Regions from separate parts of the Homo sapiens genome. Here region 2 is linked to region 1. Evidence: chromatin contacts called from ENCODE POLR2A ChIA-PET data. All regions are on one chromosome and are shown on one strand. Each heading gives the region's core, a stretch centred on a gene start or an enhancer-like site at or near the end of the contact. The rest is flanking DNA. Distances are from core to core; before and after follow the strand shown.

Region 1 (7,213 bases), core at 1,817-4,316:
CCAGCCTTCCCCAGTTTACAAGAGATATTTTATAATTTATTATTATTATTATCATCCTGAAGTGAACCTTGTAAGATTTACCTCACAATGGTTGCTGCTGGGAATACAAGATGAATAAGGTATAATAATCCTAGCCTTTGAGGGGTGCATAATTAACCCCAAGGAAAAAGATTTGCATATAAAGAATTACGAGTCAATATGTAAATTTGTATTAAAGAAGTTCCTGCAGGTGGCAAAATGACCACTCAAAAAGAGTGGCTGAAGAGGCCAGGTGCAGTCGCTCATGCCTGTAATCCCAGCACTTTGGGAGGCTGAGGCGAGTGAATAAGTTGAGGTTAGGAGTTTGAGATCAGCCTGACCAACGAGGCAAAACCCTGTCTCTACTAAAAATACAAAAATTACCCGGCATGGTGCCGCACACCTCTAGTCTCAGCTATTCTGGAGGCGGAGGCAAGAGAATCGCTTGAGCCAGGAGGTGGAGGTTGCAATGAACCAAGATTGTGCCACTGCACTCCAGCGTGGGTGACAGAGCGAGACTCCATCTCAAAAAAAACCAACCAAACAAACAAAAAGAGTGGCTGAAGAAAGTTTAATGAAATACCTATTGTATTAGTCTGACCTCATGCTGCTACGAAGAAATACCCAAGACTAGGTAATTTATAAAGGAAAGAGGTTTAATTGACTCACAGTTTCACATGGCTGGACAGGCCTCAGGAAACTTACAATCACGGTAGAAGGCACCTCTTTACGGGCAGCAAGGGAGAGAATGAATGCCCAGAGAATGGGGAAGCCCCTTATAAAACCATCAGGTCTTGTGAGAACTAACTCACTATCATAACAGAATGGGGGAAACTGCCCCCATGATCCAATTATCTCCACATGGTCCCTCCCATGACACATGCGGATTATGAGAACTACAAGTCAAGCTGAGAATTCGGTGGGGACACAGCCAAACCATATCACCTATTTACAAACTGGGGAAGGGTTAAACTACTACAACGGATGATGAAGCACTCTGGGGCTCTCCTTTCCCTGGCCTTCATTGAGACAAGAGCAGAAAGCAGTTCAGGGATCTAGGAAAACACTGAGAGTCACAGCTGCAGGAAAAGTCTGCACCAACAGGAGCTGATGGCTTTCATAGAGAGAGATCCACTGTCAACCTAAGTAGCCCTGAAGACACGGTCAGTTTATAAATGACTGGACATTATGACAATAATTTATTACTGATTTGCTATAAAGTGTTATCCATTTTATGCTATATATAGTTTAGCATAGCTAGAAAATAAAGGGAAATTTATTTTTAATTTTGGGTATATATACAGATTTATATATTATATTTACCATACCAGATGTTAAACATTCTGACTATCACTCCTGGGTAGTCTGTGACATAAAAGTATGAAGATTTTTGTTAAGAAGTAATTAACATTTGGTATTTAATACTTACACCATCCGCCATTTTAATAGTGAGTTTATATATATATGTGTGTGTGTGTGTGTATAACTGAAGTGGATATTAATTTCTCTGCACTGGGGGAATTGGGTCAATATTTGAGCCATTAGGTATACTGACTTGCCAGTTTTCTGGGATATTCTTGAAGAACAAATATGTTTTAGCAACATTCTGCCAATTAGAGCTGCTTAGATGAGGCAGCTGTGAGTCAGCACAAATTTAATCTGTGTTGACTTTGCTCTGCCTTGCCTCCTACCTTTCTCCAATCTTTACTCACCTTCCCTCTGCACACAGCAGCTGTTTCAATATATTTGTCCTTTGAAACTTTGAATACAGTTGCAACATTCTAAGTCAACAGGGCAGCTAAGTATACCTAGCAGAAAAATTAGACTTTAACCTCAGAAATTGACAAAATCTTCTCAAGGATTATGGTTCCAATAAATACTGTTTAAAGTATTTTATTCATAGTTCTATTCAATAAAAGTTTATAGAGCACCTACTTTGTTCCCTGAATTGTTTTAGGCACAGAGAATGCCAGGAAAGACTAAGTCCTGAATGACAGGAACCAGAAGATCCAGTGAGCGAGGGTCTTAGTCAGAGGGAACAATGAGACAGGGTGTTGGTCAGGAACAAGTTGGGTGTGTTTTAGGTACACTAGTGTTGTGGGAGCAAGGCGAGGAAGTATTGAAAGATGAGGCCAGCATGGGTGTATTAGTTATCAATTGTTATATACCAACTCACCCCGAAGTTTAGGGACTTAAAGCAATAAATATTTATTATCTCACACAATTTCTGAAGGTCAGGAATCTGGGAGCAGCTTAGCCGGGTGGTTCTGAATCAGCATTTCTCAGGACGCTGCAATCAAGTCACTAACAGGCTGTGTCAGCTGAGGGCTTGACTGGGATCTGTTTCCATGATGGCTCACTCACATGGCTGTTGGCAGAGGCCTCAGTTCCTCTCTGAAAGTTGGCAATACATCTCACTTCTTTGGCATGCCTGCTTCTGTGTAGGACTGCTTGAGTGTCCTCAGGACATGGCAGCTAACTTCCCCTGGAGTATGTAAGCAAGAGGGAAACTACAATGTCTTTTATGACCTAGTATTGGAAGTTACACCTCTGATGATAGAGAAGGGCTGAGGACATCGCCTCGGGGGAGATAGCAGTTGGAGAAGAGAAGGCTGGGTGGAGCCAGCGAAGGCGTCTGAAGAGGAGGGGTCAGTGAAGTAGAAGGAAGTCCAAGAAAGTGTGGCATCATGAGGCCAACAGTCCGGCAAGAGGATGGAAGAGTGGACATTGAATTTGGTACCACGGAGGCTACTGCTGACCCGAGGAGAGAAGATGGGGACACAAGCCTGACTGGAGTGGGTTGAGGAGAAAATGGGACGTGAGGTAGAGGAGACAGCAGCTACCGGCAGCCGTTTTGAGAAATTTTGCTCCGAAAAAGGGCATATGGTTGGGACAGTAGACTTTCTCAGTGATCTAAAAGAGGAAGGGAAGGTTGAGTAGGCTGAGCTCAGTTTCATTTGCAATTGTGGAAAGTCACCTAAGAGTGGCTGAGTCTGTGCACTGAACTCTTTACAGCCACCAGGGAGGTCCCTTGGCTCTGGGCAGTGCGCCATCTGGTGCTCAGTCATGGAGTCAGCGTTAGACTGACACAGTAGGTTGGGCAATCCCTTTGCTGGAACAGAGACTTTTTTTCTCATAAATTTTAAATCCAAGTTGGAGTAAATTGCCAAAAGAACAACTAAAAAATGCTGACTGAAAGGCAGAGGTGCAAAGTTCTCCTCACTTCCTTTTAACCCCTTCCAATTTATTCCATTTTGTCTTTCTTATTCCCTCATCCTCTTCACCTTAATCCATGAGTCTCTCTGTATTTCCTTTTCCACTGTCCATTTCTATGACGCAGAATCTAACGATGCAGCTACAAGCCAAGAAACACCAAAGATTGCTGGCAGCCACCAGAAACCAAGAGAGAGGCTGGGAACAGATTCTCCCTTAGAGCTTCCAGAAAGAACCAGCTTTGCTGACCTCTGGATTCTGGACTTCTAGCCTCTAGACATGTGCAAGAATAATTTCTGCTGTCTAAGCCACCTAGTTTGTGGTAATTTGTTAGAGTGGCCACAGGAAAAGAATTCAACTACTTTGCAATAAAAAAAGGAATGAATACATAAAAAAGCACAGATGAATTTTGAAATAATTGTGCTGTGTGAAAGACACCAAACAAACAAAATACCTGCTGTATGCTTCTAATTATATAAACTTCTAGAAAATGCAAACTAACTCATTGTGACAAAAAGCAGATGAGTGGTATGGGGCCAGGCAGAAGAAAGGGATTTCCAAAGGGCATGAGGATGTGAATAAGTTCAGTATCATGATTATGATGATAGTCTCATAGGTGTATATGTGTGTTAAAACTTATCCAATTGAGGCTGGGTGTGGTGGCTCACTCCTGTAATCCTAGCACTTTGGGAAGCCAAAGCAGACGGATCACTTGAGGCCAGGAGTTCAAGACCAGCCTGGCCAACATGGTAAAACCCCATTTCTACTAAAAATACAAAAATTAGCTGGGTGTGGTGGCACACTCCTGTAGTCCCAGCTACTTGGGAGGCTGAGGCATGAGAATCACTTGGACTCAGGAGGTGGAGGTTGTAGTGAGCTGAGGTCACACCACTGCATTCCAGCCTGGAGGCAACAGAGCGAGTCTCGTCTCAAAAACAAAAACAAAACTGAAAAACTTATCCAGTTGTACACTTAACTCTGTACACTTTGTTTTTTTTTTGAGACAGTGTCTCGCTCTTGTCGCCCAGACTGGAGTGCAGTGGCCTGATCTCAGCTCACTGCAACCTCCTTCTCCCAGGTTCAAGTGATTCTCCTGCCTCAGCCTCCCAAGTAGCTGGGATTACAGGCGCCCACCACCACGCCCAGCTAATTTTTTGTATTTTTAGTAGAGATGGGGTTTTGCCATGTTGGCCAGGCTGGTCTCAATATTTCATATATATATAATATATTGCATATAATACATTATATAAAATACACATATATTTTAAAGTATCAATTATATCCCCTAATACAGTAATAAAACCAATAGATGCAAATAAACAATCACAAATCTATTATGTACATAAGCAAGCTGTACAATCCTTCTGCTCTCCAGCTGGTCTCTTCAGCTGCCTCTGTCCTTTGGAAGGCTTCCTTCTGCTTAGAAACAGGCCCAGGCCTCCACTGTCCTAACCTTCTTAGCCATGCACCCACACTCCTCAGAAGAAACCAAGAAACACTCCACAACAAATTTTTAAAGTTCTTTATCCTTGGCTAGTTTTCCCTTTTGCTATTTCCTTCTTTCTTTTCACGTCCAAAACTTGAGTAGTCTGCATTCTAGCTCTACTTCCTCTCTCAAAGTCTTGAATTTTAAATTCTTTTTTTTTTTTCCTTTGAGATGGAGTCTCGCTCTGTCGCCCAGGCTGGAGTGCAGTGGCACAATCTCGGCTCACTGCAAGCTCCGCCTCCCAGGTTCTCGCCACTCTCCTGCCTCAGCCTCCCGGGTACCTGGGACTACAGGCGCCCGCTACCACGCCCGGCTAATTTTTTGTATTTTTAGTAGAGACGGGGTTTCACCGTGTTAGCCAGGATGGTCTCGATCTCCTGACCTCGTGATCCTCCAGCCTCAGCCTCCCAAAGTACTGGGATTGTAAGCATGAGCCACCACGCCCGGCCAAATTTTAATTTCTTAATCAATGAACTAATCATCTTAGTTCTATGAGTTTCAAGGTCTTTTCTCAGTCTATCTTTAACTTTTATACTGCAAATACCAGGCCAAGCTCCCTTTCCATCAGCAACTTTCTGCCGCAGTCTCCCACCCTTCACCAAGCACTAGTGCTCAGATTTTCCTGTGGCTCATTTTTTCTTAGTTTCATGATTTATATATCTTCTTTGCCAACATGTTGTCACATGGATCCCACCCAGTCCTGCTTCATGTCAAAAGGCCAGGATTTTCTTGAAATAAATAACAAGTTATTAAGGACAGCCCTCCTGCCTCCATAGCACAGTCCTGTGAAGAAAGCTATGAAAAGATTACCGAGGCTGACATTGGGTAGTGAACACAGTATTTAGCAGGGCAACTTGGATGTGCCTCCAGAATGGCATGACCACTATTCCACTCATTGCACTCCACTCCTTATCTTGAAATGTTCTCCCCACTGCTCTCTGCCAGTCTGTATCAACTTCTTCTCCATCATGACACCTTCACAAATACTGGACATTCCAACAAGGGGTCTTTGTAGATCTGTGTTTCTTTCCATGCTGCTCCCACGTCCTCAAGTGATAGTTTTGTCATTCTAATATTGGGGAAGATATGGAAGAGGATGGCAGTAGTGGTGGAGAAGCAGCTCTCACACAGTAGGAAGGTGGCTATTACGTATTGTAGGTGAAAGCCAGGACTCATGCATCTGAGATGAGGATGCACTGAAGCTGGTTAAAATTCTGTTATTATACATCCTCAGCCTATTGTTCTACCTCAAGACCCATGCATGCTTTCTTCTAAGGTTGCCCTCAATACTGGTTGTTCTGGTATTGTAAGGAAACAAAGAAGGAAGAATCAAGCATCAAAACTCAACACCTCTAGTTCTCCCCTTTAGTTTACAGATGAAAGCACTGGGGTTCAGAGAGGTTGAGATTTATCTAAGGACACAAAGCTGATCAATGGTAGAATCAGCCTAGAACCCAGGTCTTCAGAATCACTAGCAAGAGCCTTTTCCATTTATCCATTGATTCAGCAAATAATTTTTTTAGTTCTAATCTATAAAATGTTGCACTAGGACAGAGATACAGTGCTGAACAAGATGGGACAAAGGCCTTTGACCTCAAGGAATTCACATTGTAGTGGGAGGAGACAGACTACAAACAAAAAAGAAAGAGTGATAAATATCTCAATAATTATAGCCTATGATTGGGATGTGAAGAAAATTAAGCAGGGACTATGTATTAGACTGTTCTCAGGCTGCTAATTAAAAGACACACCCAAGCCTGGATAATTTATAGAGGAAAAAGGTTTAATAGACTCACAGTTCCACATGCCTGGGAAGGCCTCACAATCAGGGAGGAAGGCTAAAGGCATGTCTTACGCTGCAGCAGTCAAGAGAGAATGGGAACCAAGTGAAAGGGGTTTCCCTTTATAAAACCATCAGATTTCGTGAGACGTATTCACTACCACGAGAACAGTATGAGAAAAATGCTCCCGTGATTCAGTTATCTCCCAGCGGGTCCTTCCCACAACATGTGGGAATTATGGGAGCTACAATTTAAGATTTGGGTGGGGACAGAGCTAAACCATATCAGACTATAATAGAGAGTAGTTGGGGAGAGCTTTACTTTAGATGGATGGTGAGGGAAACATAAAAATTGAGAGAAAACTAAGTATGCAAAGAGATGGAAGGGAGGTTTTGGGGCAAAGGAACCAGCATTTTCACAGGTTTGAAGAGAGAAAGTACTCAGTGTCTCTGTGTACCCCAAGCCCCTGGAGCTTGGCTGAAGAGTAGAGGGCAGAGGTGTGGCTTGAGGAGGGGGGTGGGAGGTGGTAGATGACTCACTGCTGTAAGTCCCGTCAAGGAGTATGGATTTTATTCTAGGTGAAATGGGAATCCAAAGGCTGGCCCTCTTCCATGCAGATTTTGCCCAGAAGACACAGTATTTTGGGAGGTATGGTTCCACACTACAGCTATTTGAAAGCATAACTGAAACTTATGAGGAAAAATCCATCTGCTTC
Region 2 (6,935 bases), core at 816-3,315, 64 kb before region 1:
AGAGATTATCATATTAAACACAATCATAGTGTGATTATGTTTAGAAAAGAAGTTCTTCCTTTCTAGAGATGAATACTAGTATTTACAGATGAAATGATATGCTGTCTGGGATTTGCTTGAAAAGAATCCCCTGGTAGTGGTGGGAGTATGTGGGAGTTTGTATCATTTTCTTGTGGCTCCTGTCACAGATTCCTACAAACTGGGTGGCTTGAAACATCAGAAAGGCATTTGCTTACAATTCTGAAGGCCAGAAGCCTGAAGTCAGGATGTGAGTAGGGCCACATTCCCCTGGAAGTACTAGAGAACAATCCTTCCCTGCCTCCTACAGCTTCTGGGGGCTCTTGGCATTTCTGGACTTTCATGGATCATGGCCACATCACTCTACTTTCTGCCTGGGGCTTCCAGCACCTCACCCTCTGTGTGTCTGTGTCTTCTATTCGCTACATTGCAGGGACATTTGTCATTGGATGTAGGGCCTATCTGGATATACCAGGATGATCTCATCTCAAGTTCCTTAACCTCATCTGCAAAGAGCCTTTTTCCAAATAAGGTCACATTTACAGGACTCAAGGATTTGGACATGGACCTGTCTTTCTTGGGAGCCAACATAACTTAATCCACTGCCAGGTATAGATGAAGAAATGTTGCTGGCAATTGATGAATGCAGGTCATGGGTACCTTCAAGCTTGTTATATTATTCCCTCTACTTTTGTATTTGCCAGAATTTTTCCATGTAAATTTTAAAACTATCTTATTTTAGGAGCTCCTACAATGTCCAGGTTTTGTCCCAGACAATAAGGACTGGACTGACATAAGAAGGCTCTGTTCTCAGGAGCTCAAGGTCTAGGGAGAAATCAGATATTGAATACATCATGTAAATTAATGTAGGGAAAGACACAATAGAGAAAATACAGTAGGAGGTGAAAGTGGAGTATTCCAGTCAGGACAAATGCCATGTGCAAAGGCCCAGAGGCCAGGAAGGGTGATTTGTGCAATGCAGAGAGGTAACACTGTAAAAATAGGGTGGCCAGATTTGGCGGATAAGATACAGGACACCCAAATAAATGTGAATTTTTAGACAAACAAGCAATACTTTTTTAGTATAAACATGTTTCCTACAGTGTTTGGGACATACTTATACTAACAAATGACTGATCCTTTGCCTGGAATTCATATTTACCTGGGTGCCCTGTATTTTGTGTGGCAACCCAGTAAGAGAAGACTTCCAGAGTGCCATCAGCCTGCCCTTCACAGACATCCCCTGCCAGCTATGCTCCCAGCAGAGATTTCTCATCTGCCTTAGTCCTTACATCCAAGTCATTAAAAATGAGCGTCTTCAAAAAGCCAGTTTCTACTGACTTACTGTAAAGAGAGCAAAATCTGCTGAAATTTTTGGTTAGACTTTTATTGCCAACCTTGAAAAGGAACATATTAACTAGTTACCTTGTGATAAGAGGATGACTTGCGATTTTTCTTAGAATCTGGTAGGCAGTTCTGCAGCCCTGAAATGTGTGGGAGTGGCTGTTTTTAACTTGACTCTATTCCTTTCAGTGGGAGGGAGCTATTGAAGCGAACATGTAGTTTATACACCACATTAGGACCTCAAATTAAGTTGTTGAGCCACAAGGGTGACAGCCTTTAACAAAGTAAATACTGATCTTAGAAGTCTCCCTACATTACCTCATGACCTCCCATCTAGGTCACTAGAAAAATACTTTAAAATGTGTCCTTGGCACAAGAAAAATCTGTTTTATACTTATATTAGTGCCTTTTCTGTGTGCTTGGATGACAGTTTAAAAGTTCTGCATTCACCTGCTTTTGGATACATTGTTTCAACTTAAATAATAAAGAGACCCTTTCAAATAAAAGATATTTATTTGAGAATTAAGTGTTGTAATGGGTATATGTTTATCACAGTAAACTATGTATGTATTCAGGGAAGTTAAGGAAGACAAAGATTTTTATAGGAATAAAATGAGGATTAAATAAACGTTTTGAAATACTTATCAGTCACTACAAATGTCAATAACAAGGGTAATGCCAGGCCAAGTTTCAACAGGCAGTTGCTGAGCAAGTGTCCTAACAGATTCTTTTATTAAGATTGCGATGGCCTTTGTTCAAGGTTGTGTTTTTCCTAGTTTGTTTTGTTATCAGATAAACAGTAAGAACATTCTCTTTATGGCCTTTTTCAGCTCTGTTGTCAGAGTTTTCCTAACATTGTGACTCCTTTTGACTCTGACAACTCTCACAATCATTAAAGAAACGCAAAAATGAAGAATTTAGAAAACTAGACTATGAGAATTTAATTATAGTAGAAAAATTAATACCATGAGGGGAAAAAATAGTCACGATGTTTTGTCCGGAATTGGTGGGTTCTTGGTCTCACTGACTTCAAGAATGAAGCCGCAGACCCTTGCGGTGTCACAGTTCTTAAAGGCGGCGTGTCCAGAGTTTGTTCCTTCTGATGTTCAGATGTGTTCAGAGTTTCTTCCTTCTGGTGGGTTCGTGGTCTCACTGGCTCAGGAGTGAAGCTGCAGACTTTCGCGTGAGTGTTACAGCTCTTAATGTGGCACCTCTGGAGTTGTTAGTTCCTCCCAGTGGGTTCGTGGTCTCTCAGGCTTCAGGAGTGAAGCTGCAGACCTTTGCAGTGCGTGTTACAGCTCATAAAAGCAGTGTGGACCCAAACGGTGAGCAGCAGCAAGATTTATTGCAAAGAGTGAAAGAACAAAGCTTCCACAGTGTCGAAGGGAACTGAGCTGGTTGCCACTGCTGGCTGGGGCAGCCTGCTTTTATTCTCTTATCTGGCCCCACCCACATCCTGCTGATTGGTCCATTTTACAGAGAGCCAATTGGTCTGTTTTACAGAGAGCTGATTGGTGCATTTACAATCCCTGAGCTAGACACAAAAGTTCTCCAGGTCCCCACTAGATTAGCTAGATACAGAGTGTTGATTGGTGTATTTACAAACCCTGAGCTAGACACAGGGTGCTGATTGGTGTGTTTACAAACCTTGAGCTAGATAGAGAGTGCTGATTGGTGTATTTACGATCCCTTAGCTAGACATAAAGGTTCTCCACCTCCCCACCAGAGTAACCAGATACAGAGTGCCCATTTGTGCATTTACAAACCCTGAGCTAGACACAGGGTGCTGATTGGTGCATTTACAAACCTTGAGCTGGATACAGAGTGCTGATTTGTGTATTTACGATCCCTTAGCTAGACATAAAGATCTCCAAGTCCCCACCAGACTCAGGAGCCCAGCTGGCTTCACCCAGTGGATCCCACACCGGGGCTGCAGGTGGAGCTGCCTGCTAGTCCCGTGCCATGTGCCCACATTCCTCAGTCCTTGGGCCGCTGATAGGACTGGGCACCCTGGAGCAGGGGGCAGCGCTCGTTGGGGAGGCTCAGGCCATGCAAAAGCCCACAGTCAGGGGGCGGGGTAGGGGGAGAGGCTCAGGCATGGCGGGCTGCAGGTCCTGAGCCCTGCCTGGCGGGGAGGCAGCTAAGGCCCAGCGAGAAGTTGAGCACAGCAGCTGTTGGACCAGATGCTAAGCCCCTCACTGCCTGGGGCCGGCGGGGCCGGCCAGCCACTCTGAGTGTGGGGCCTGGCGAGTCCACACCCACCTGGAACTCGCACTGGCCTGCAAGTGCCTGGCGTAGCCCAGGTTCTCACCCATGCCTCTCCCTCCACACCTCCCCACAATCTAAGGGAGCTGGTTCCAGCCTTGGCCAGCCCAGAAAGGGACTCCCACAGTGCAGCGGCGGGCTGAAGGGGCTCCTGAAGCGTGGCCAGAGTGGGCGCCAAGGCTGAGGAGGCGCCGAGAGCGAGCGAGGGCTGCGAGGGCTGCCAGCACACTGTCACCTGTCAATGTCATTTTAGGTCATCTGAGAATATGATCATTGCCAGAGCAAAAGTAGGTGTTTATGCTAAAGTTACATTTTCTAGACAAGTAATCAACACACAATTATTGTGAACTTACATTTGGCAAGATCACAGACTTGGGAATTCCCAATGACTGGTAAAAGGGACATACAACTAGACAGTTCCATGTCTGCAGTTGCTTCTCCAAACCTCCATCTCCTGCTGAGAAAAGAGCCACCAACACCTGCCAAGCACAAGTCTAATTTGCAACTTGATGGTAGATATCACACATTAATGCTTCTTTCAGGAAGTGCTTTGTGATTTGTTGTCAAGTGTTGATGCCATTGGCTTTTCAATATTTCTTTAAGATTGTAATGCTCCAAAGGGAGGCAGAATGTTTTGAGAGCAGTTTTCTAGAACTTACAGGTGAATTTAAGTCTTTAGAACTTTTAGTTCTATAAAGCAAGATGACCTAGATTAATGATTAACAAAATTAAAAACAATAATGCCCTTCTTGTGAATTTTCAGATTCCTGATTCAACAAATATCTGTTAATCCTTGTCCTTTGCCCAATTAAACACTTGCCTGATAACCTTGCTCTTTCCAAATTCCTCTTTTCTTAGTCCTTCTGGGTCTACTCAGTGAGCCACACCCATATCTTTATTTATTCTGTGAAATTGTAGAAAATTGAGTCTGATAATCAGGATTGGTTGATCCATTATCTGGAATCTATTATTTAATTTTTCTATTTAATTTTTTCTATATCATTTGATTTTCTCATCAAGGAAGTTCAAAAGATGAAATTATAGAACTCTCTGTGACTGCTAAAATGTCTAGCATTGCTGTGTGATCTATCCAAGTATCAGTGATATTGTAATACTACCATGTGCAATACACTGTGTTAAACATACTGTGAGACCTCTCTGCTCTTTCGGAACCTCACAATTTAGTAGGGACACAATGTGTATATAAGTAACTGTAATACTTTATAGCTGTGAAAATTCAAAATTAAGGTTGATTTATAATAGGAATAAATTAGTTTCTGAATGTCAGGAAAACTAGAATCTGATTCAGTCTTTCCCACTAATTAGCTAGATGACAAGTTACATTCTCTATCTAGGGTTCAACCAACTCACAGCAAACCTTGAAAATGGCTAAGGAAAAGTCTCTCATCTTACCCTTGGCACCCCTTGGGATGGGTAATTCTTTGGGTTCAGGGGCTGTCCTGTTCATGATAGGATGTTCCAAGGCATCACCGGCCTCCACCTACCTATGTTGAAGCACTACCCACCACCTTCTGCCTTGATGTGACAACCAAGAATGTCTCCAGATACTCTGAATGTCCTCTGGGGTATGGGAGCAAAATATTTTGTGGTTTGGAATCTGCAGACTACATGACTTCTCAAGTATTAAAATTCAGAAGCTGATAGAATAACTAAATAATTACTGCAGCATATAACTGGCTTTGTTTTGCTTTGTTTCAGAGACAGGGTCTTTCTCCATGGCCCAGGCTGGAGAGCAGTGGCACAATCATGGCTCACTGCAATCACCACCTCCTGGGCTCAATCAATCCTCCCAGCTCAGTCTACTGAGTAGCTGGGACCACAGGTGCACGCTATTGCACCTGATGTAATTTGTTTATTTTTGTAGAGACATGGTCTGCTATGTTGCTCATGCTGCACTCAAGCTCCTGGCTCAAGTGATCCTCCCGCTGCTGTCTCCCAAAGTGCTGGGTTTACAGGTGTGAGTGACCATACCCAGCCTTATAGCTAGTTTTTAAAATGCACCTAAAGGAACCCAGCTAATATGTATGGTGCCATTAGAATATAAGTCAACAATGTCCTGGAATAAATGTTTAATAGTGGGGAAAAATATAAAGGAAAGATTAGGAGCTTCAGTGATGTCCTCCTTTTGGATCCAGATGTGAGACCTGTCCAGGCTATAAAATAATTCACAGGAAAAAAATATGACACCTGATATAGTTTGGCTCTGTGTCCCCACCCAAATCTCATGTTGTATTGTCATCCCCAGTGTTGGAGGTGGGGCTTGGTGGGAGGTGATTGGACGATGTGGTGTTTTCTAATGGTTTCACATCATCCCCAGTGTTGGAGGTGGGGCCTGGTGGGAGGTGATTGGACCATGGGGTGTTTTCGAATGGTTTCACATCATCCCCCTAGTGCTTTCTTCTTATAGAGTTCTCATGAGATCTGGTTGTTTGAAAGTGTGTAGCACCTTCCCATTCATTCTCTCTCTCCTGACAGCCATGTGAATATGTGCTTGCTTCCCCTTCACTTTCCACCATGATTGTAAGTTTCCTTAGGCCTCCACAGAAGCAGACGCCTGTACAGCCTGCAGAACTGTGAGCTGATTAAACCTCTTTTCTTTATCAATTACCCAGTTTCAGATACGTCTTTATAGAAGTGTGAGAATGGACTAATACAAGAAATTGGTACCAGAAAAGTGGGACATTCCTATGAAGATACCTGAAAATGTGGAAGCTGCTTTAAAATTGGGTAAGGAGCAGAGGCTGGAACAGTTTGGAGGGCTCAGAAGAAGGCAGAAAAATGAGGGTAAGTTTGGAACTTCCTGGAAACTAGTTGAATGGTTCTGTCCAAAATGTTGACAGTGATATGGACCATGAAGTCCAGGCTGAGGTCTCAGATGGAGATGAGAAACCTTTTGGGAATGGGAGTGAAAGTCACTCTTGCTATGCCTTAGCGAAGAGACTCGTGGCATTGTGCCTCTGCTCTAGAGATCTGTGAGACTTTTAACTTGAGAGATGATTTAGGGTATGTGGTAGAAGAAGTTTCTAAGCTGCAAAGCATTCAAGATTTAGCCTGGCTCTTTCTAACAGCATATGTTCATATGTGTTCCCAAAGACATGATCTGAAATCTGTCATTGAATCTGAATGAATCAATCTGCAATTGAAACTTATATTTAAAAGGGAAGCAGAGCATAAAAGTTTGGAAAAATTGCAGCCTGATCATATGGTAGAAAAGAAAACCCCACTTTCAGGGGATGAAATCAAGCCAGTGGCAGAAATTTGCAAAAGTCTCAGTTATGAACATACTG

What was found. ChIA-PET counts read pairs that join two places held with the same protein, here RNA polymerase II (POLR2A).
Region 2: POLR2A ChIA-PET joins it to region 1 with 14 read pairs in HepG2. The contact joins two enhancer-like sites. POLR2A ChIA-PET finds 5 or more read pairs at or near these places in 3 of 52 experiments (GM12878, HepG2 and activated T-cell).

Annotation. Positions count from the first base shown.
Region 1 is chr6:52,720,469-52,727,681 of GRCh38, reverse strand. No RefSeq gene overlaps it. Among named protein-coding and RNA genes, the nearest start is that of GSTA2, 39 kb to the left of the region's middle. RefSeq lists silencers at 3,027-3,076, 5,125-5,239. Within about 2 kb of position 3,066, at least 17 of the 41 ENCODE cell types and tissues checked have a DNase peak (open chromatin) inside an H3K27ac peak, as active enhancers do.
Region 2 is chr6:52,783,266-52,790,200 of GRCh38, reverse strand. No RefSeq gene overlaps it. Among named protein-coding and RNA genes, the nearest start is that of GSTA1, 17 kb to the left of the region's middle. Within about 2 kb of position 2,065, at least 4 of the 41 ENCODE cell types and tissues checked have a DNase peak (open chromatin) inside an H3K27ac peak, as active enhancers do.